Regions from separate parts of the Homo sapiens genome. Here region 1 is linked to region 2. The links are chromatin loops, found by intact Hi-C in ENCODE. Cell type or tissue: PC-3. All regions are shown on one strand. Links, peaks and the distances in the headings refer to the core of each region. The heading gives the core; the rest is flanking DNA. Region 1 overlaps FMN1 (formin 1). Region 2 overlaps GREM1 (gremlin 1, DAN family BMP antagonist).

Region 1 (12,130 bases), core at 2,459-10,458, 70 kb after region 2:
TTTTTTACACTGCTCAGCACTGCACATATTCAGAAGGGATAAGAGAAGGGACTGGGATGCTTCACTGAAAGATGAGTCCTGATACCAGGGGCAGCACGATGACTGAGTGGGTCACAGACTGCACGTCTAGAAAGTGGCGCTTTTGGATTTGTGCCTGGGCTCAGAAGTTTGCTCTTTTGCTTAAGATTGGCTTGAATGCCAAGGAAAATTGAAAGCCATTAATATACCACGACACAGTAGATTACTCTTCCAAAGATATAGTTAATCTCCAGGTAAACCATATTCCCCAGTGAAATATTGTTCCTTCTGCCGAACCACAGAGTTGTGCCCTGACACCAGTTTAATAAGATTATTGTTCACTCACAAGGCACAAGAACTTAGGACATTTTTATGTGGTCATTTGTATGTTACAGATTATTCTGGATTTTATGAGGGGAAGCTGTTATCTTGTTATGAAGATGCATTCATCTCAATTTTGTATCAAACTAATGTGTACTCATGAAAACTACCTAAGCAGGAAAAGTAAATATTCACCACCACCTAAAATTAACCTCCAGTGGCCTAAGTAGTTTTCAACACTTCCATTTCATTTGGAAGTAGAATTTAAACAAAACAGTGTTTTCCATGAAACCTGTCCCTTTGAAAATGCTAGTACTGATTCTTAATTTTTCCAATGATTTTGAGCACTTAGTTGGCCTTCCAATATATTTAAAAATTAAGTGAGTTGAATTTTTCTGATGAGATCCCAAACTAGTTTTTTTCTTTATAATTACACATCATCAGGTTTTTATTTTGGTTATGAATTTTATTTTTTAGGATGCCCTTGTTAATGATGTTATGTTGTCTCCTGATGTTTAGTGTTGTTGGGATATATTCGGTTTCTGGGGAAAGTATAATTGAAACTATAATATCAAATATCATTAAATAGATGTCAAAACAAAGCAATTATAGTGTTCCTCATTTAATAGAAAAATTCCAGTTAATTTGCTTATTTTACCATAATGAATGTGTGATTCTAACAGGAAAGAAGCTAAAATCTTTAGCAGACAGAGAACACTTTAACAAAGTTCTCACTTTAGGATTTTAAGAAAACCCTGGATATCAAGCAGTTTGTTTAAATGGTTGAGGAGTAATATACATAATGTGCTAATATTTCTTAACACACAGATTTTCCTAACCATGCTGCTGCCTCCAGAAATATCTTATTAGCCATCATCAACTTTCAGAGATGTTGTTTTAGGGTAGAAACCTTGGTGATCCATCCTCACAGAGCATGGCTGGAATGAAGGGTCCCCTGAAACTGCGAAATGAGAAGAACCAAAAAGGGTCTTGTGAGGTCATGACCCTGTAAAGGGGTTGGTTTACAGAGTGTGAAGCAGGCAATTCAACAGCTGCACCCAGGAAGCAATGCCACAAACGCCCGTGGCTGGGAATCAGAGATACTGTCATTTTGAAGGACTTCTGGATACCACCTCTATGACAGACTCACAATTTCTTTGATCTAACTTCTATGATACAGAACACTCTTTAATGTGGAATACAGTTATTTCAACAGAAGATCATTAACATATAAAGCAATTAATTGCCTTCTCTGTTGGTCTTTTGTTTGTTTTAGACCATTTTTAGGGCCCCAAGGACAAATATACTAAGGACTGTGCTCAAAATCTGAGGTGTAAAAATTCTTAAGCAAAAGCTGTACATTCCAGGCCCACTGTGGGATGTCCCAGCCTCAAGGTGTATGGACCTGGAGGGCAGACTGGCCAGCTCCTATGCTGTTTTAAGAATAGTATTTTCGTATGAGAATTGATTCCACAGAAACTTATTTTAGCTTACTTTAAAGGGCTAAATAAGTGATGGCAGGGCAAGAACTATGGGTTGGGTGCCAAGATTTTTAGGATTTTTTTTCATGTTATTATCAACGACCTATTTTCTCAACAATGGTACTTTTCTCTGCTTCAGTTTTATCTATATAATGGATATATTCAGTTTAATTCCCATGTTCCCAAAGAAGTACTGATGGGAAGATGTGTTGATAAACACATCTTTAACTTCCTTGGAAAGAAAGAAGGCCTTTCTCTTTTTTTAGCTCCCTGAGAAAATACTTAGAGACTAATACTAGGTCAAAAATCTCACAATTTTGCTCCTCTTACTAGTGTTTTAAGGTGAAATATATTAGGGTAGGTTGTGATGTGTCTAGAAATATATTATGTATATATCTTTTCTTTGATTACAAAGTGAAGAATAAAAATACTGAATTATGGAATGTCAGGCCTCACAGGTTAGTAAAAGGTAGATGCTATAATGAAATATATCATTTTCCTTACGCTGAGGAATTTTTTGTCTCCTTCCACTCTGTTTTGAATGCCATTCTTATACATCTGTTCCACAGGAGTAGTAGTAAGACCTGTTTGAAATTTAAATCCATGACACCCCTTCCATAACAGTGGCAACCCAATCACAAAAATGATCAGGCAGAAATGCTTTTTTCTGATAAATAGGGGCAAATTCAATCTCTCTAAGGAAAACGCACACACACACACACACACACACACACACACACACACACCCCGTCTATATTCAGAGTTGAGGTTTTTCTTCTACCCCCAGCTAATAAAATCGGGGGCTGCAACGAGGCTGAGCGGCACGCAGTTTGATGTCCGCAGCAGGATACAGGGAGTCAGAAGTGGCGCTGTAAATCCAATGCGGGGCTTCCACGCTGTGTGAAGTGTGGCCTGAGTCACAGAGATTTTCCTTTGATGCAAGTTCAGTATATTAATGGGAAAAGCATTCACTTTTATTTGTCTATACTGTCTGCGACAGCAAGGCTGCCTCATTTAGCCTGGGCCAACATGAAAATACACAGAGAAGCAATCTGTTGCAAATTAGCACAACCCTCCTTTCATTTACTAGCTAGTAATTGGAAGGGGTTAAGAAAGTGTAACTTATCAGATCATGTGAGCATATCTGCCTGTGTGGACAGCAAGCTTTCCCCGAATTTCCCTACGATCCCTGAGGCAAAAAGTCCTTCCCCTATGACCACTTCATCCGAAAGAAAACATCGACAGGTGTGAAATAGACACACTTTGATAGGTTTAAGAGTGCAGTTTCCTAGGCTCCTGAAGGAGGCATTAAAATCTTTTTTTGAACCTTACCTTTCTTTAGATATGTTTTTACTCTCCCGTTTCCAAATTGTCTTGAAGTCACTGCAGAACTCATACCACACCATAAACACGTAGCTGGGTGTGATCTCCTTCTCACCAGACTTTGGCTTCATCCCAAAATATCGTACTGTTGTTTCAAAACTGCAACAGGTAGGGGGGAAAATGGAATGAGGTAGAGGTGAGAAATTGCCAACACTAAAATCCATTAGAGGGGGGATGCTGGGGGCAGTTTCTCTTGTGTTTATTTTGTAACACAGAAGCTGGGGGCTCATAGTTACTGAAGTTTATTGTAAACCTCAGAAAATCTATTTGCTCAAACTGATTTGCCAAAAAATGGAACTTGATTGGGATGCTCCTGGGCACATCTTATCTGTATAAAATCAGCATGTATAATTTCTGGGGGTGTGTAGGTAAAACGTCTCGAGTTTGTTCTTCATCTCAAATCCCCGTCTCTTCCCTGCTCTTCATTTTATGTTTAGTGATTACATGCAAGGTGGATGACACACTGACTGCAGCATTAGCAGCGGTCAGTTCGATAGCTCATTGGGAATAATTAATCTGTCAAATGTTTCACAAAAAAGCAAGAAAATCCATTCTATCCTTTTTCGGGCATATACTGGCTTTGTAATCTTGGGTCAATCACTCAGCATCTTTGACTCTCAATTTTCTCAAGGGTAAAATAAGAGATGTAGATGATATGATCTTCAGGAGGGCTACCTTTTAAAGCTTAATATGATACAAGAATACAAACCACTGATGTACAAAAACAGATACAGTTGTAGGCATAGCAAGTTTTGGATGAAAAACCATTTCTGATCTTGGAAAAATGATCTCCAGTCTGGTCAGTAAAGAATCCCAATTTTCCAGAGTGGATTCCCAGATATCAGTAAGACCTATCCCAGCAAGGCTCACTGCACACCAGACTACCTGGGCCTCCCAAGCAGCCCTTCTTGGAGGCACTAGCTTTGCAGCAATTTACAGCTTTGAACTCAATCTTTCCCCCTCACCCCCACCTACCCCAAGCCTCACAAGCTCATTTGCCATGAGCAAGAACACTTAAATAAATGACCCCCTTTTCTAGGGTGTTGGAAACTAATCAAAGCAGGAATGGCTGGCCAGGTTTATTACTCAATGCTCTATCATCTGTTCAGACACAGTGGTTTTTTTTTTGTGTGTGGCCATCCTGAATACTGATTTTCTAATGGAACTCTATTCAATGGCGATTGTAAAACCCTGAAGCTCCGTTACTATTATGGAGCATACTTTCATCTCATTCTCGGTTATTGGGCAATATGTATCTCATAAGATTTTATCACATTTCACAGATGAACTGTTAATTGATTCCATGGGTACGATTAGGCGAGATCCAAGCTGGAGCTGCAGCTCTGAGTCCCATAAATTCTTTGTGCTTCTGTAAAGAATAAATCTGTTTTTAATGCAAATTAAAACTACTGGTCAGGGAATTTTGGCTCCCAGTTATTAAAAGACTGGAAATGTGTAAGTGGAGAAAGGCAATAACTGCAGTAATCTCTTAAGGGACTCTATTATAATTCCAAACATACATAATGTTGAGAAAAACCGGGAAGGGAAGAATGTGGCAATGTCCACTCTTGCCCCAGACATAACCCTTATTTCCATGGCAGTCCAAACACTGGTAAAACCAAATGTACACTCTATAGCATGTAACTTTATTTCACTCAAATGAAAATTATTTTGACTATAGCATGGGAATACATAAGTAGAGAGTTATATAACCTATAGGAACAGGCCATTCATTTCCTACAAAGTCACAGGACTTTAGAATGGGAAGGAATTTACAGGATGACTTGCCCAAATTATCATTTTATAGGTGACAAAACAGAGACCTGGAAAGACTGTGTGGCATTATTCCCTGGTAGGGTTGGGCCTGGAATTCAGGTCCCCTGATTTTCTGTGAAATGCTCTGTCTGCTTTATCTTTCTGTTGCTCATGCTCAATAACACAGGCATTTAAGAGACAAAATAGTCGTTCTACCCCACCCTTTTCTACTTTAGACACAGGTGTCCTCCTCTGTATCACACATAACATGCATTACCCCAGGGAGGGCATGTGATTATTTTTTCTCTTTCTTATGCTTACCTTCTATACAGATACATATTTATTTGAGCATTCATGGGGAAGGGAAAGTCTTTCATTTCTAGTATTTAGAGGGACAACTTATCTTCTGATTTTCCAGCAAAATATAGTGAAGTCCAGTTATTGTGCTTCATGGAACACCTGACACCTCTGGCATCACCTGGAGTCTAGATTGTGAGATCAACATATTGCAAATCCTGGTGCAGTTTCAGAGAATGTCAAGAGTGATTTGGTGGTTGTTGCACAGCCTGAGAAAAACACATCATCCTCCTGTGGGCCTCGATTTTCCCAACTCTAAACTGAAGCTAACCATTGCCCTCCTTGCCTCTCTCCCTGGGGATTTGTGAGGTACTGCTTGCTTACTCTCCCTGAAAGGGGGAGAAACACTAAAAAAAATACTAAATTTCAGCCTTTTTTTTCTTATGTGTTTTGGAAACTAAGAAAGCAAGTGAACCTCTTCAGAAGAACCAAAGTACACAGACTCCCAGAGGATGGCCTGGCTTTGGCACTCAGCAGCTTAGACAAAGATAAAGTCGCTTCAAGAATGTGCCTTATTTGGCCGGGCACAGTGGCTCACGCCTGTAATCCTAGCACTTTGGGAGGCCGAGGCGGGTGCATCACGAGGTCAGGAGATCGAGACCATCCTGGCTAACATGCTGAAACCCCATCTCTACTAAAAACAAAAACAAAAAAACAAAAACAAACAAACAAAAAAAAATTATTCAGGCGTGGTGGTAGGCACCTGCAGGCCCAGCCACTCAGGAAGCTGAGGCAGGAGAATGGCGTGAACCTGGGAGGCAGAGCTTGCAGTGAGCCCAGACTGCGCCACTGCAATCCAGCCTGGGCGACAGAATGAGACTCCGTCTCAAAAAACAAACAAACAAACAAAACCAGTGTGCCTTATTTGATTTCATTGTTATTCCACTGTTTAAGAAAATGCTAAAAGCTAGAATATGAACCTGCAATGGTTTGATAAGGCCTAGACTGTTGTCTTTCCTAGACAAAACTCCATTTTAAATTCAGTTTTGATTCACAGAGATTGACCACTGAAAATCTTTTGCAATTTGGACAAGAAAATTGTTGATATTTAACAACCAGGAGAATTTTCTCTAATATACAGGAAACAAAGGTCAATCATGCGATTTGAAATTTCTATTTGTTAGCAGATAGCTCTAAAATGGCTCTCAAATTTTAGAAGATTGATTTCTAATCCTATGTTTGGTTTTATATAACTTTTTCATTTCATGCAAACTAGTCCCTGACCCCTTTTCTCTCTGCTATAATTCCCTGTCTGATTTGTATCTTTTTAATTCAGCCAAACATTTTTAAAGTACAGACAATGATTACATCAAAGAGCCTGTAGCGAAGTGAACTGTTTTACTTTTACAGTCCTGAGATCCAGAGCGGAACACATCCACTTATTGTCTTACATGCATGCCTTCAGAAACTGCTTAGGAAAAGCAAATATGCCTTAGCCTCAGAGTAAATTGTTTCTCTTGAGAATAAAACATAAGAATTCACTAATCTCACACAAATATTGCAACACTGACCACAACCTCCTTAAAGAGTATAACCAAACAACTGTGGTTTCTACATTAAAGATGGGATCTAACATATTTCATGTATGACATGAAAGCTAGACTACCTTCACCACAAAGCCACGGAAAACGCTGACAACCAGAATTTATGACTCCCCTCCACAGAGCTAATGCACGGCAGCAGTTTCGGCCCCTCCACGCTGGGCCCCCTTTTCCTTCAGCAAGAATCCTGAAAAAGTATTAGAAATTTGACATCCGCCCCAGAAGCTGAATTTCTGTTTGGCCTGACACCAACGTGCCCTTGTTGATAATCTCTTATGTGCTGGATGTTTCTATAACACAGACGTGCTAGTTTTATGCATTGTGAAGGGAAGCTTAACATAGGAATAAGGTCAATAGAGAGACACAAACTCCTAAAAACATAGCCATGGAATTATCTCAGTTTTGAATGATTATTATGATAGGATGATAAGCACGATTTGAGAATATGTCTGTACTTAGCAAAGTGCAAGACTTGCCTTCACCTTGCTTTCACCAGCATTTTAATCTTATTGGTAATTACAGTGGGAAGCAGGGCAAGATGTTGGCACCTGTGAAAGCAGGGCAGATGGCACCGTCTATGGGATTTCAGAAGTCTCGGAAATTGTGGCTAGACAGGAGGAAAATGGTTAATTTCTACAATCTGTTTATTTGCATTTAAATTCCTAACTGGGTAACTGTTCCTCTCACACATTTGTAAAGCTCATTTGTCCTTAGATGCTGTCTCCTACCTCTACCTGTCATCTAATTTACCAGTACTTTTAGAATTCGTACCAGCAAAATGTATCTCAAATTTCAGCCCTAAATATGAGAATACCGCTGTCTATTGCCACTCACTCTTCTATGAGGGAGGGAGAGCCACACTGACTAACCTGGTCAACTAACAAAAAGGAAAAAGCCCTAAGGGATGAGAACTGCTGATGATTAGGTTCCACTGGGTGGAGTGAATGGTTCCCATGTGATATCTATTGAGAGAGTGAGCGAGCAAGAAGATGCCTGAAGTGGGTGACATGAATCTGAACAGAAGATCTCTGAGGTGTTCCCCAACTTCTGGGGGAAATTGTCCATACGCTGTATGGGCATATGGACAGCCCCTTCTCCCCACCTGAACATATGGACAGCCCCTTCTCCCTACCTGCCCCTTGTTTATAATATCCTCCTCTAGAAGCTGAGGAAAGACATAATAAGTCTCTTGGGTGTCTGCAATAATTAGTTTGATCTAGTTGTAATGCCAGGAAGGATCAAACTGTCCCTGACTTCCATCAAGCGGTTCAGGAGCAGAGCAATGCAGGACAGGCAAACAGGCAGAATAGTGTCATGACACGCATGTGAGGCAGGTGAGTCACTTCTGGATGATTCCTCACTTCCTGAGGAAAAATATTCCTAAGTCCTGCTACAGTGCTTTCACTCCAGCTTCCAAGTGAAGCTTATTGCTTATGGATGCATAGTCTTAACACATGGGGCCGAAAGTAGGGCTAGTCAAACCTTATGCTACAGGAAAGAAGTCAGTCACACAAGGACAAATACTGGATGACCCCAATTGCATGAGGTAGCTAAAGTAGTCGAAGTCACAGAGACAGAAAGTAGAACGGTGGTTGCCTAGGGACAGGGGAGTGGGGAATGGGGAATTTGTGTTTAAAGGGTATAAAGTTTCAGTTGGGGAAGTAAAAATGTTTTGGAGATAGAACTGCATAGCAAAATGAATGCACTTCATAATAATAATACAAAAGAATGGCTAGTCAAAGAAAGAACTGGGGCCAAATCAGAGCTGCTTACCTTTTCTGTGCATTCTCCAAGTGACTTTCTTCCATCTTATGCTCTTTTTTGGCTGTAAAAGATAAATCATGATTAAAAATTTTTTCTTCTGTTGTCTCCTTTGCGTAATCTTACAGCTTCAATTACACCCATTCATTACCACAGGAGGTCTGAATTCGGGGGGGGGGGGGGGGGGTAGCCTGTAACACATGTCCTGGCAATAACACTCAATTTGCTTTATTTGCTACCACTGCTTTTTTTTTTTTTAAATTATACTAAGTTCTAGGGTACATGTGCACTACGTGCAGGTTTGTTACATATGTATACATGTGCCATGTTGGTTTGCTGCACCCATCGACTCGTCATTTACATTAGGTATTTCTAATACTATCCCTCCCCCAGCCCCCCACCCCCCAACAGGCCCCAGTGTGTGATGTTCCCCACCCTGTGTCCATCTGTTCTCACTGTTCAACTCCCACCTATGAGTGAGAACATGCAGTGTTTGGTTTTCTGTCCTTGTGATAGTTTGCTGAGAATGATAGTTTCTGGCTTCATCCGTGTCCCTGCAAAGGGCATGAACTTACCCTTTTTTATGACTGCATAGTATTCCATGGTGTATATGTGCCACATTTTCTTAATCCAGTCTCTCATTGATGGACATTTGGCTTGGTTCCAAGTCTTTGCTATTGTGAATAGTGCCACAATAAATATACATGTGCATATATCTTTATAGTAGCATGATTTATAATCCTTTGGGTATATATCCAGTAATGGGATCACTGGGTCAAATGGTATTTCTAGTTCTAGATCCTTGAGGAATCACCACACTGTCTTCCACAATGGTTGAACTAATTTACACTCCCAACAGTGTAAAAGCGTTCCTATTTCTCCACACCTTCTCCAGCATCTGTTGTTTCCTGACTTTTTAGTGATCGCCATTCTAACTGGAGTGAGATGGTGTGTCATTGTGGTTTTGATTTGCATTTCTCTGATGACCAGTGATGATGAGCATTTTTTCATGTGTCTATTGGCTGCATAAATGTCTTCTTTTGAGAAGTGTCTGTTCATATCCTTTGCCCACTTTTCGATGGGGTTGTTTTTTTCTTGTAAATTTGTTTTTCTTTGTGGATTCTGGATATTAGCCCTTTGTCAGATGGGTAGATTGCAAAAATTTTCTCCCATTCTGTAGGTTGCCTGTTCACTCTGATGACAGTTTCTTCTGCTGTGCAGAAGCTCTTTAGTTTAATTAGATCCCATTTATCTATTTTGGCTTTTGTTGCCATTGCTTTTGGTGTTTTAGTCATGAAGTCTTGATAACAGACATAGCTAATAGTGGCCAAATAATTTATTGTTTCCTCTGGGATACTTTTGAGAGTAATGTTAATAATTACACCTAGGCAAAGACATAAATTAGGGAAATCTTGGGTAGATCACGACATGTGGTCCCTCTTGCACGTCTCATCATGTTCCCCCTTACTCTAAACATTATAAATCCAGTAGCATTTGCAGCAGTGCTGCTCAGAGTCATGGGAATCTTGCCGCATACTGCCTCCACACCCACAGGCCCTTTTGGCAGTCTAGGGAAGCCCATGGACTCTTGTCAGAATAATGTTTTCATAAGGTTACTAAGAAAATCAGTGATACTAAGATACAATTCTGAATCCACAGGTTAAGAACCTATGTTCTTTCTATAGGATTATCAAGAGGTTTCATTTTGGGGTGGTTCTTTTATATATCCTTCTCTACAATCAGAAGATATATTATTATATATGAAAATACCACTCTCACACTTTAAAATATCCAGAAAAATAGGAAAGTTGTTAACATAAGCTACAACATAAGTTGTTATGTTATTATGTAACATGTTATTATGTAACATAAGCCTTCAGATTCCTTTAATTTAGGGCTACAATGATGTAAAATGAACGAAAATAAGTAAGTCTCGTATCTAGGATCTATGCTGTGATACTTCATGAAAGATAAGGGATTTTGAAACATCACCCTTTTATTAAACCTGGCCCTACCACTTACTATCTGTATGACTTTGGCAAGTTAGTTAAGACCAAATGCTTAGTTATTGCCTCATCTGTCCCATGAGAACAGCCATAGTGACCATTATCATACAGCTGCTGTAAAGATTTAATGAGATAATACATGCAGAGTGCTTAGCACATAATGTGTGCTCAATATAGGCCATGGCAGGTATTAATACTACATTACCATAATCTTCCTCATTGATTTTAAAATGTAAAGGCTCCCCTGCTCAAAACCTTCCAATGGCTTGTCTTGCCATCAGCCTTGACATAGTATCTACAGTCTTCAAAATGCTCTAGAAGGCCCTGCACTTAAGTCGGCTCCCTGGCTGTTTGGTGGCATTACCTCCTCTTTCCCACACCCCTTCCTTTCCAGCTTCGCTGGCAGCTGCCTCTGGCTTGAGCGCACTGAGCGTGCACATTGGAGGATCTTTGCACTTGCTGTTCCTCCTCTCTGGGACACCCTGACCACAGTCTGCACGATGGGCTCCCTCACTGCATTGAGGTCTCAGCAGAAGTATCTCCTTCTCCAGCTTCCGTAAATAAAAGACCATCCCTTGCCACTCATCATCTTCCTACTACCCCTCCACACACACCCTCTACCCCTACCTTCCTTCCATAGCCTTCCCACAGCCTCTATCTACCTAACAGACTATTCCTTTCCTCATGTGTTTATCATGCAACAACTGAATGTAAGCTCTAGGAGGGCAGCAGCTTCACCTGGCTTGCTTTCTGCTGTAGCCTTAATTGTAGAAAACTGGCTATATGTTAAAGCAATCATTTTAGCTTAAAAATGCATATATTGGATAAAGCTTGCTTAAAAAGAGATATACTGGCTTTCCTGAAAAAACTTTATATTTAGAATATGAACATAAGCTAAAGAAGATTGAGAGGCTAATGTTGTATACCATTATCTCTAAATGTAGTATATTTCAACTAGTAAAACTTATTTTGTTTTATATTAAAATGATTCAGCTTTCATAAGTGCATCATTTTAGGCAGACGGAAGCCATGGCCAGGGCCATCTTTTGCTGTCTGATGTCCCCCCATACTCTTGGCAGGAATTTCTGTGAATTAGTCTGGTACTTAGCCAATCAGATACTGAGAAATGACCTGTGTCTCTCCTAGGTTATCAAGTTCCCCAAAATGTGAAACAAACTAGTGATCTGTTCTTCTCCAGTGATTTTAAGTTATGTGCATAGCCAAACAGGAGGAAAAATTCCTCTGAGGCCCGAGTGATCTTCTTGGACCAGCTCTGCTCTCTCAGCAGATGGTTTCTAACTGGCTACTTCCAAGCTGTGTGTGCTAAGCAGAGTGTGGCCAAGCCATAACTGTATATGAATTTAGTGACAAGAAATACCCTATTCAAACTGAATTGAGCATCAGGTAAGATTTTGCAATACCTCTGTGAATATGGTGATTTGGAGAAACAGAGTCTAAATGTAAAAAGAGGTATTATTAAGAGCCAATGCACACTGCAGAAAACTCT
Region 2 (12,130 bases), core at 2,510-10,509:
TTGTATAAGGTGTAGGGAAAGGGTCCAGTTTCAGTTTTCTGCGTATGGCTAGCCGGTTTTCCCAACGTTATTTATTAAATAGGGAATCCTTTCCCCATTGCTTGTTTTTGTCAGGTTTGTCAAAGATCAGACGGTTGTAGATGTGTGGTGTTATTTCTGAGGCCTCTGTTCTGTTCCATTGGTCTGTATATCTGCTTTGATACCAGTACCGTGCTGTTTTGGTTACTGTAGCCTTGTAGTACAGTTTGAAGTCAGGTAGCGTGATGCTTTGTTCTTTTTGCTTAGGATTGTCTTGGCTATATGGGCTCTTTTTTGGTTCTATATGAAATTTAAAGTAGTTTTTTCATAGACATCTATAGAACTCTCCACCCCAAATCAACAGAATATACATTCTTCTCAGTATCGCATCGCACTTATTCTAAAATGACCACATAATTAGAAGTAAAACACTCCTCAGCAAATGCAAAAAACAGAAATCCTAACAGTCTGTCAGACCCCAGTGCAATCAAATTAGAACTCAGGATTAAGAAACTTACTGAAAACCACACAACTGCATGGAAACTGAACAACCTGCTCCTGAATGACTACTGGGTAAATAACAAAATTAAGGCAGAAATAAATAGGTTCTTTGAAAGAAATGAGAACAAAGACACAATATACCAGAATCTCTGGGACACAGCTAAAGCAGTGTTTAGAGGGAAATTGATAGCACTAAATGCCCACAGGAGAAAGCGGGACAGATCTAAAATCGACACCCTAATATCACAATTAAAAGAACTAGAGAAACAAGAGCAAACAAATTCAAAAGCTAGCAGAAGACAAGAAATAACTAAGATCAGAGCAGAACTGAAGGAGATAGAGACACAAAAAACCCTTCAAAAAATCAATGAACCCAGGAGCTGTTTTTTTTTTTTTTTTGAAAAGATTAATGAAATAGACTGCTAGCCAAACTAATAAAGGAGAAAAGAGAGAAGAATCAAATAGACAATAGACACAATAAAAAGTGATAAAGGGGATATCACCACTGATCCCACAGAAATACAAACTACCATCAGAGAATACTATAAACACCTCTACGCAAATAAACTAGAAAATTGGGAAGAAATGGATACATTCCTGAACGCATACACCCTCCCAAGACTAAACCAGGAAGAAGTTGAATCCCTGAATAGACCAATAGCAAGTTCTGAAATTGAGGCAGTAATTAGTAGCCTACCAACCAAAAAAAGCCCAGGACCAGACAGATTCACAGCCGAAGTCTACCAGAGGTACAAAGAGGAGCTAGTACCATTCCTTCTGAAACTATTCCAAACAATAGAAAAAGAAGGACTCCTCCCTAACTCATTTTATGAGGCCAGCATCATCCTGATACCAAAACCTGGCAGAGACACAACATAAAAAAGGAAATTCAGGCCAATATCCCTGATGAACATTGATGTGAAAATCCTCAATAAAATACTGGCAGCACATCAAAAAGCTTACCTGCCATGATCAAGTTGGCTTCATCCCTGGGATGCAAGGCTGGTTCAACATACGCAAATCAATAAACGTAATCAATCACATACACAGAACCAATGACAAAAACCACATGATTATCTCAATAGATGCAGAAAAGGCCTTCGATAAAATTCAACACCCCTTCAATGCTAAGAACTCTCAATAAACTAGGTATTGATGAAACATATCTCAAAATAATAAGAGTTATTTATGACAAACCCACAGCCAGTATCATACTGAATGGGCAAAAGCTGGAAGCATTCCCTTTGAAAACCGCCACAAGGATGACTTCTCTCACCACTCCTATTCAACATACTATTGGAAGTTCTGGCCAGGGCAAGCAGGCAAGACAAATAAATAAAGGGTATTCAAATAGGAAGAGAGGAAGTCAAATTGTCTCTGTTTGCAGATGACATGATTGTATATTTAGAAAACCCCATCATCTCAGCCCAAAATCTCCTTAAGCTGATAAGCAACTTCAGCAAAGTCTCAGGATACAAAATCAATGTGCAAAAATCACAAGCATTCCTATACACCAATAATAGACAAACAGCCAAATCATGAGTGAACTCCCATTCACAAGTGCTACAAAGAATAAAATACCTAGGAATCCAACTTACAAGGGATGTGAAGGACCTCTTCAAGGAGAACTACAGACCACTGCTCAAGGTAATAAGAGAGGACACAAACAAATGGAAAAACATTCCATGCTCATGGATAGGAAGAATCAATATTATGAAAATGGCCATACTGCCCAAAACAATTTATAGATTCAATGCCATCCCCATCAAGCTACCACTGACTTCCTTCACAGAATTAGAAAAAAACTACTTTAAATTTCATATGGAACTGAAAAAAGAGCCGGTATAGCCAAGACGATCCTAAGCAAAAAGAAAAAAGCTGGAAGCATCATGCTACCTGACTTCAAACTATACTACAAGGCTACAGTAACAAAAACAGCATGGTATAGTATAAGTGCTTTTTTTTAAAAGACAAAGTAAAGTAATTTTTTTGTTGTTGGGGTAAAACAAAAGCTCTGCATAAAGAGCAGGGATGTTGTAACATACACTGACCAAAGGTGGGAAACCTACAGTTGGAGCAGAAGCTGAATGTCACATTATCAGCTCCGAACTTATAATGGTCTAAAAGTACTAGGTTAATGTTGGAAAGATGGTGCCATTTAAAGATATCTTAAATTCAATATTTAATTATTTTAATTTGACATTATCCTAGAGTTGAATGGTGTTTACTTACCATGTGCTGTTCATTAGAAAATCTAGATCCTACACTGCCTTTGCGCAAGGTAGTTGCTCTAATAATACCAACCTGTCCAGTTTTGGTGGGAGAAATAATGTTACTGTTAAGTTGCACTTAGTGGTTATTATGTGTAATACTGGTATTCCAAAGAGAGAAGGAAAATGTTTGCTACACAGCTGTGTTCTTAGGTTCAGAAAACCACAGGAGTGGGACAGGAGAACCTTCAGGATTCAGGTCCGATTGTTGTGATGGCCGCAGGAGGGAGACTGTGAATTTGAAACTGCATCCATTGAAAAGAAAATCCCTCCACACTTTAATAATTCTCTCCGTGCCCCATGGCAGCAAGTGCTTATAGGCCTTGCTACTCAAAGCTTAATAAAAAGGCAGACCTGCTGAATCATAATCTGCATCTTAACAATATCCCCAGATATTGTCTGCACTTTCTTTTTTTTTTTCTTTCTTTCTTTCTTCTTTTTTTTGAGACAGAGTCTCGCTCAGTCACCCAGGCTGGAGTGCAGTGGCGCGATCTCGGCTCACTGCAAGCTCTGACTCCCGGGTTCACGCCATTCTCCTGCCTTAGACTCCCGAGTAGCTGGCACTACAGGCGCCCGCCACTACGCCCGGCTAATTTTTTTGTATTTTTAGTAGAGATGGGGTTTCACCGTGTTAGCCAGGATGGTCTCGATCTCCTGACCTCGTGATCCGCCGCCCATCTGGGCCTCCCAAAGTGCTGGGATTACAGGCGTGAGCCACTGCGCCCGGCCAATTGTCTGCACTTTCAAGTCTAAGAAGCACTGTCCCAGGAGGAAAATCTTTTTAGTCTGTCTGAGGCTTCTCTCTTGCACTCTCCTTTTTAAAAATATGCTGCTCCTTCTCCACCTTTCCCTCTTCTTCCGCCTTTTCTGTCTGCCTTTACTACCTCCCCTGAACATTCAACTTGTAGAAGAGTTCCCCTTTCTCTGAATTGCATTCTTCACTTCATTCATTCTTTTCTCTCTCTGTCTATGGTTTCCTATTTTTTGTCGGTTTTCCCTCACCTCACCTCCTTGTTATTTTTTGCCATTGTTCACATATCACTGCCCTTTCAGACCCATATCTAGCTTCTGACCCATCCACTAATCCATTGCCACTAATTTATTCAGCATGCCCATGCCATTTATTAATGTAAATATTTGCACATACTTGTTCTATCATGCCCATTTTTCTACCTTTTAAATTGTATATACACAGACACATGTGAATGACATATTTCACTATTTAAAAGGTAGAAAAATGTATATCGTGGTACAAAGTGATACATTGAGTATCTGTGCCCAGTTTCAAGATGAGAATAAGTGAGAGGTGAAGCCTCATGAGTCACGTCACCTACACGCTACTGTCTTTCATTCCATCTGCAGTACTGCCACACATTTGGTTAGTTCTCCAATTGCTGTCACATTGACATCGAGTTGGATCTGAACAGCGTACCTGGGGAGACGAAGTATTGGTATCTTTGCTTAAATGGAGTGATTTACTGAGAGACAAAGTGACATCTTTAAGATCAGATAGCAAGTTACTGCACCAGGAGCGCGACCTTTCCTGTTTTGTTGTTTTCCCTCTGTCAAATGCCTTCTGGTCTCCATGAATCTCTCCTTCCACATATGATAAAAATGCAAAGTCTCATAAGCATTCACAGCTCAGGAAGCCTCAGGCTAGTTGGGGAGAAAAGACTGGGAGGTTTCCGGAGGAATGAAGTCCTCTGAGCAGAGAGGTTAATTCATCTTGCTGTAAAACAAAATAGAAAATAAGTTCCCCTCAATAAGTGAACGTAATACAAAGACAAATGTGGTTGGTGCCAGAGGCCAGGAAGAAGTTCTTGTGAGAATAGGTGCAGAGAAGAGCTAGGCCCTGGCTGAGTTTAAACCTTGACTTAGTCACTGTGGGACTCTGGGTGAGTTACTCCATGGATTGATGGCTGGGTCATGGAGATAATAGTACCTAATTCATACAGGTACTGTGAGAAGTAAATGGAATATTTCACGTTAAGTGTTTAACGGTGCGTTTAAATGCTAGGTGCTATTATTATTAATTTTTAAATTAACTTTGCCATGTTTTGTGTCTTCCCCTCTCTGTGCTTCCTTTCTTTAGTATGAGCCGCACAGCCTACACGGTGGGAGCCCTGCTTCTCCTCTTGGGGACCCTGCTGCCGGCTGCTGAAGGGAAAAAGAAAGGGTCCCAAGGTGCCATCCCCCCGCCAGACAAGGCCCAGCACAATGACTCAGAGCAGACTCAGTCGCCCCAGCAGCCTGGCTCCAGGAACCGGGGGCGGGGCCAAGGGCGGGGCACTGCCATGCCCGGGGAGGAGGTGCTGGAGTCCAGCCAAGAGGCCCTGCATGTGACGGAGCGCAAATACCTGAAGCGAGACTGGTGCAAAACCCAGCCGCTTAAGCAGACCATCCACGAGGAAGGCTGCAACAGTCGCACCATCATCAACCGCTTCTGTTACGGCCAGTGCAACTCTTTCTACATCCCCAGGCACATCCGGAAGGAGGAAGGTTCCTTTCAGTCCTGCTCCTTCTGCAAGCCCAAGAAATTCACTACCATGATGGTCACACTCAACTGCCCTGAACTACAGCCACCTACCAAGAAGAAGAGAGTCACACGTGTGAAGCAGTGTCGTTGCATATCCATCGATTTGGATTAAGCCAAATCCAGGTGCACCCAGCATGTCCTAGGAATGCAGCCCCAGGAAGTCCCAGACCTAAAACAACCAGATTCTTACTTGGCTTAAACCTAGAGGCCAGAAGAACCCCCAGCTGCCTCCTGGCAGGAGCCTGCTTGTGCGTAGTTCGTGTGCATGAGTGTGGATGGGTGCCTGTGGGTGTTTTTAGACACCAGAGAAAACACAGTCTCTGCTAGAGAGCACTCCCTATTTTGTAAACATATCTGCTTTAATGGGGATGTACCAGAAACCCACCTCACCCCGGCTCACATCTAAAGGGGCGGGGCCGTGGTCTGGTTCTGACTTTGTGTTTTTGTGCCCTCCTGGGGACCAGAATCTCCTTTCGGAATGAATGTTCATGGAAGAGGCTCCTCTGAGGGCAAGAGACCTGTTTTAGTGCTGCATTCGACATGGAAAAGTCCTTTTAACCTGTGCTTGCATCCTCCTTTCCTCCTCCTCCTCACAATCCATCTCTTCTTAAGTTGATAGTGACTATGTCAGTCTAATCTCTTGTTTGCCAAGGTTCCTAAATTAATTCACTTAACCATGATGCAAATGTTTTTCATTTTGTGAAGACCCTCCAGACTCTGGGAGAGGCTGGTGTGGGCAAGGACAAGCAGGATAGTGGAGTGAGAAAGGGAGGGTGGAGGGTGAGGCCAAATCAGGTCCAGCAAAAGTCAGTAGGGACATTGCAGAAGCTTGAAAGGCCAATACCAGAACACAGGCTGATGCTTCTGAGAAAGTCTTTTCCTAGTATTTAACAGAACCCAAGTGAACAGAGGAGAAATGAGATTGCCAGAAAGTGATTAACTTTGGCCGTTGCAATCTGCTCAAACCTAACACCAAACTGAAAACATAAATACTGACCACTCCTATGTTCGGACCCAAGCAAGTTAGCTAAACCAAACCAACTCCTCTGCTTTGTCCCTCAGGTGGAAAAGAGAGGTAGTTTAGAACTCTCTGCATAGGGGTGGGAATTAATCAAAAACCTCAGAGGCTGAAATTCCTAATACCTTTCCTTTATCGTGGTTATAGTCAGCTCATTTCCATTCCACTATTTCCCATAATGCTTCTGAGAGCCACTAACTTGATTGATAAAGATCCTGCCTCTGCTGAGTGTACCTGACAGTAGTCTAAGATGAGAGAGTTTAGGGACTACTCTGTTTTAGCAAGAGATATTTTGGGGGTCTTTTTGTTTTAACTATTGTCAGGAGATTGGGCTAAAGAGAAGACGACGAGAGTAAGGAAATAAAGGGAATTGCCTCTGGCTAGAGAGTAGTTAGGTGTTAATACCTGGTAGAGATGTAAGGGATATGACCTCCCTTTCTTTATGTGCTCACTGAGGATCTGAGGGGACCCTGTTAGGAGAGCATAGCATCATGATGTATTAGCTGTTCATCTGCTACTGGTTGGATGGACATAACTATTGTAACTATTCAGTATTTACTGGTAGGCACTGTCCTCTGATTAAACTTGGCCTACTGGCAATGGCTACTTAGGATTGATCTAAGGGCCAAAGTGCAGGGTGGGTGAACTTTATTGTACTTTGGATTTGGTTAACCTGTTTTCTTCAAGCCTGAGGTTTTATATACAAACTCCCTGAATACTCTTTTTGCCTTGTATCTTCTCAGCCTCCTAGCCAAGTCCTATGTAATATGGAAAACAAACACTGCAGACTTGAGATTCAGTTGCCGATCAAGGCTCTGGCATTCAGAGAACCCTTGCAACTCGAGAAGCTGTTTTTATTTCGTTTTTGTTTTGATCCAGTGCTCTCCCATCTAACAACTAAACAGGAGCCATTTCAAGGCGGGAGATATTTTAAACACCCAAAATGTTGGGTCTGATTTTCAAACTTTTAAACTCACTACTGATGATTCTCACGCTAGGCGAATTTGTCCAAACACATAGTGTGTGTGTTTTGTATACACTGTATGACCCCACCCCAAATCTTTGTATTGTCCACATTCTCCAACAATAAAGCACAGAGTGGATTTAATTAAGCACACAAATGCTAAGGCAGAATTTTGAGGGTGGGAGAGAAGAAAAGGGAAAGAAGCTGAAAATGTAAAACCACACCAGGGAGGAAAAATGACATTCAGAACCAGCAAACACTGAATTTCTCTTGTTGTTTTAACTCTGCCACAAGAATGCAATTTCGTTAACGGAGATGACTTAAGTTGGCAGCAGTAATCTTCTTTTAGGAGCTTGTACCACAGTCTTGCACATAAGTGCAGATTTGGCTCAAGTAAAGAGAATTTCCTCAACACTAACTTCACTGGGATAATCAGCAGCGTAACTACCCTAAAAGCATATCACTAGCCAAAGAGGGAAATATCTGTTCTTCTTACTGTGCCTATATTAAGACTAGTACAAATGTGGTGTGTCTTCCAACTTTCATTGAAAATGCCATATCTATACCATATTTTATTCGAGTCACTGATGATGTAATGATATATTTTTTCATTATTATAGTAGAATATTTTTATGGCAAGATATTTGTGGTCTTGATCATACCTATTAAAATAATGCCAAACACCAAATATGAATTTTATGATGTACACTTTGTGCTTGGCATTAAAAGAAAAAAACACACATCCTGGAAGTCTGTAAGTTGTTTTTTGTTACTGTAGGTCTTCAAAGTTAAGAGTGTAAGTGAAAAATCTGGAGGAGAGGATAATTTCCACTGTGTGGAATGTGAATAGTTAAATGAAAAGTTATGGTTATTTAATGTAATTATTACTTCAAATCCTTTGGTCACTGTGATTTCAAGCATGTTTTCTTTTTCTCCTTTATATGACTTTCTCTGAGTTGGGCAAAGAAGAAGCTGACACACCGTATGTTGTTAGAGTCTTTTATCTGGTCAGGGGAAACAAAATCTTGACCCAGCTGAACATGTCTTCCTGAGTCAGTGCCTGAATCTTTATTTTTTAAATTGAATGTTCCTTAAAGGTTAACATTTCTAAAGCAATATTAAGAAAGACTTTAAATGTTATTTTGGAAGACTTACGATGCATGTATACAAACGAATAGCAGATAATGATGACTAGTTCACACATAAAGTCCTTTTAAGGAGAAAATCTAAAATGAAAAGTGGATAAACAGAACATTTATAAGTGATCAGTTAATGCCTAAGAGTGAAAGTAGTTCTATTGACATTCCTCAAGATATTTAATATCAACTGCATTATGTATTATGTCTGCTTAAATCATTTAAAAACGGCAAAGAATTATATAGACTATGAGGTACCTTGCTGTGTAGGAGGATGAAAGGGGAGTTGATAGTCTCATAAAACTAATTTGGCTTCAAGTTTCATGAATCTGTAACTAGAATTTAATTTTCACCCCAATAATGTTCTATATAGCCTTTGCTAAAGAGCAACTAATAAATTAAACCTATTCTTTCTGTGTGTGTGAGCGTGCGTTTGTGTTTGGTAGTGTTCCTAGGGCAGAGGTGGAGCAGGGATGCACTTATCATGGGAAGGGAGGTAGAAAAGAGAATTGGATAGCCTGTGATCTTTGGTGGAATTTATTCCTTTTGCCTAGGCCTTTCAGACCCTGCTTGATTTCCGTAGGACACTTCAGGTTGTGGCAAGGGAGAGCTGGTCTGCAATCGGAAGTACCAGCCTCTTCCCTAGAGCACAACTAGAAAGAAGAACTATAGAGTGTTATAAGGGAGGCCCTGAGATGGAAGGACCATCACACAGAAATGATAATATCTTCATTTCAGGGTGTTCCAGGGGAAAAGCAGGAGAAAGATTTGGGGCTCAGTAGAAGGAAAAGCTTCCTAGTGGTAAGAGTGATTGGCAATACCATGAGGTACCTTTAAAAGATAGTGAACTCCTGTCCTTGGAAATATTAAACCACAGGCTAGATATCATTTAATAGGGATGTGAAGTAGAGTAAGTCACTGCCCTTGGTGTGCAATTGTGAACTTGTCAATTTCTGAGGTCCCTTTCTACTTAGATATATAATACAAGATTTCTATTAGGTATGGGTGCTCTGATGATAATGAAAATCCCAGCAGCTATGTATGGGATGGTTACACCAGACACTGTGCTAAGGATTTTCTTTGAATTGTTTCTCACTCAATCTTCACGGTAGCTCAGTGAGGTAGGTACCATTATCACTGCTAGAAAGCAGTGAACTTATATGGTCTTACTGTGGCACTGGGTCCTTAAACATTATGCAAAACTGTGAGCAACTTTTATCGGTTTGTTCTTTTAAGAACATAACACAGCACTCTAAAAATAGATCTAACTAGATTGTTCACATCTAGCGATTAAGGCCACCCTGAGATTATAGCTGCATCATCAGGAACCCAAGATCTGAAGCATTCAGTCAAAGCCTCTTGGCCACCTCTCTTTTTGTCATGGCCTTCTTGGACTTGGAGGGGGAGAATGGAAGCAAGTACCAAGGAGAAAGTGTTCTCAGAAAAGCCACACCCATTAGAAAAATACAAGGCCTGAAAGGTGTGAGTGGGACTTGACACGGAAGAGCATTTCAAGCTTAAGAAAAAAAAAAAAAAGAAGAATGTGGGAGGATGTCAGCAACAATGCTTGAGATTCCCTGGTCCCCCAAAGAGTCTCTCCTCCATAAAACTAATGAGAATGTGACAAAAATAGATTCAACTTCTTATAGCTCTGGAAATTAACTGAAGATGTATAGCAATTTGCAGAGCATTTATTCAAGAAAAAGACTAAATCTCTGTGAGCACTGTGATATTGTAACTTGCACTACTCTCATCTCCCCCTCTCCAGCTCCACAATAGCTTTGAAACCAACAGCCTGCAATTACCATGAAAATCAGCAGTCTGGCAGCCACTGAAGGTGACAGAATGGAGTTGGAGTTCTTTCAAAGTCCCATTCCTAGACAATTGTCACTATTTGACCTGTTTGGCAGGCCCTGGAAGCTCCACTTGCAAGGCTATATTTGACCTGACTGGAAGCTTCCCAGGGTAAAAAACTTTGTCAAAACAACTAGAGGCAATTGATTCTCTTTGTGGCTGCCTGGGGTAATGTATAACAGTTGGGGAAAGCAATTGGCTAAATAAAAAGCCTAAAAGGAGAAGCTGGAAAAAGAGATTTTCATAGGGACTTTGAAAAGCTCCAAAGTGTTATTGGCAATCTAGACTGCCAAATGCATAAATAGGACTCCATCCATGCCCAGGACTGTGCAGATGCTCAGGAAAAACCCAAGAAAGCCTTAAGCTCTCACTTCAAGCTGATCTTGAGGCTCTGCACAAGCCATAAGTAAAGGGAATGCAGAGTTGTCAATTGCATGGCGGAGTGTTGAGTGTGCCTCAGCATTCACACAGAGCTCCTTGGCAGAGACTGGTTGAATTATTGATTCCAAGTGTTTGAGGAAATCCGTGTACAACTATTAGATGACTACTAACCAAGCAGAGACTTCAGTGTCCACACACAACAAAAAATACAGACTTTACAGAATTAGTTCAGAAAAGTCATTAAACAAAGAAACAACAACAAACCCTGGGGAAATGACAGTACGATCAAACCATGCATGGCCCTGCCTGCATGTGGGAATCCTCATCCAAGTCATACTTTCTAAACATCATAAAAAGCCCAAACCAGTCTCCTTTCCTGGCTCTCTCAAGTCATTTTCAGACCAGGTTAGGAGACGTGAGCTGCTCTCCACAAAAAGCCTCATGTGAGTAATAAATGTTTCATACTCTCTTGGGGTGTGTGTAACATCATCAGTCTCAGCATCTAAACCAAATTTTGGTGACATTTCATCTTGTTTATGCAGATGTCCACCACACCTATAAATAAACAAACTACTGAAACTGATTCAAGAAAAAATAAAAATCTGAATAGAGCTATCACAAGTAAAGAGATTAAATAAGCAATCAAATAACTTCCCAGAAAGAAAAGCCCAATTTAGGATGTCTTAACTGATTAATGTTAGCAAATATTTAAAGAAGAATTGGTACAAATTCTTCACAAACTCTTCCAGAAATGGAAGAGGAGGAAACACTTTCCACCTTATTTTCTATAACTAGTATTACCTTGATACCAAATTCTGACAAATACATCAAAAATAAAACCATAGACCAATATCTCTTTTAAGTGTAAATGCAAAAAAATTCAACAAAATGCTAGATAACTGGGTCCAACAACATATGGAAAGGATTATATACCTTGACCAAGTGGGATTTGCCCCAGGAATGCAAGATTGATTTAACCATCAGTGTAATGCATCATATTAATAGAATAAAGACAGAAACCACACAATCATCTCGATACACGCAGAAAAATCATTTGGCAAAATTCAACACCCCTTTGTAATAAAATCACTCAACACACTAGGAAGAGAAGGGAACTTCTTCAACCTCACACATGGCATCTATGAAAAACCCACAGCTGGCCGGGTATGGTGGCTCAAGCCTGTAATCCCAGCACTTTGGGAGGCTGAGCCAGGCGGATCACCTGAGGTCAGGAGTTCGAGACCAACCTGACCAACATGGAGAAACCCTGTATCTACTAAAAATACAAAAAATTAGCCCGGCGTGGTGGCAAATGCCTGTAATCCCAGCTGCTTGGGAGGCTGAGGCAGGAGAATCGGTTGAACCCAGGAGGTGGAGGTTCTGGTGAGCCGAGATCACGCCATTGTACTCCAGCCTGGGCAACAAGAACAAAACTCTGTCTCAAAAAAAAAA

What was found. A loop is a pair of places that touch in the nucleus more often than their neighbours do. Peaks named below come from ENCODE experiments on the same cell type or tissue, not always from the same donor. Only the 100,000 strongest peaks of a DNase experiment are listed, where the experiment ranks them.
Region 1: it touches region 2 in a loop (4-fold over the local background); 8 of 110 quality-filtered maps call a loop at or near these places.

The regions. Positions count from the first base shown.
Region 1 is chr15:32,795,652-32,807,781 of GRCh38, forward strand. FMN1 (formin 1) reads right to left here. Exons shown (of 21, transcript NM_001277313.2): 18 at 8,630-8,681; 19 at 3,153-3,302. All of the region lies in intron 1 of LOC107984089 (a long non-coding RNA gene), which reads left to right. Among named protein-coding and RNA genes, the nearest start is that of GREM1-AS1, 83 kb to the left of the region's middle. In PC-3, for the core only: no CTCF peak of the experiment used is centred there; a DNase peak (open chromatin) is centred at 6,810; H3K27ac peaks cover 3,447 bases.
Region 2 is chr15:32,725,809-32,737,938 of GRCh38, forward strand. GREM1 (gremlin 1, DAN family BMP antagonist) reads left to right here. Exons shown (of 2, transcript NM_013372.7): 2 at 4,882-12,130. The coding sequence starts at 4,883. The coding sequence ends at 5,437. Among named protein-coding and RNA genes, the nearest start is that of GREM1-AS1, 13 kb to the left of the region's middle. RefSeq lists an enhancer at 5,058-5,597. In PC-3, for the core only: no CTCF peak of the experiment used is centred there; no DNase peak of the experiment used is centred there; H3K27ac peaks cover 578 bases.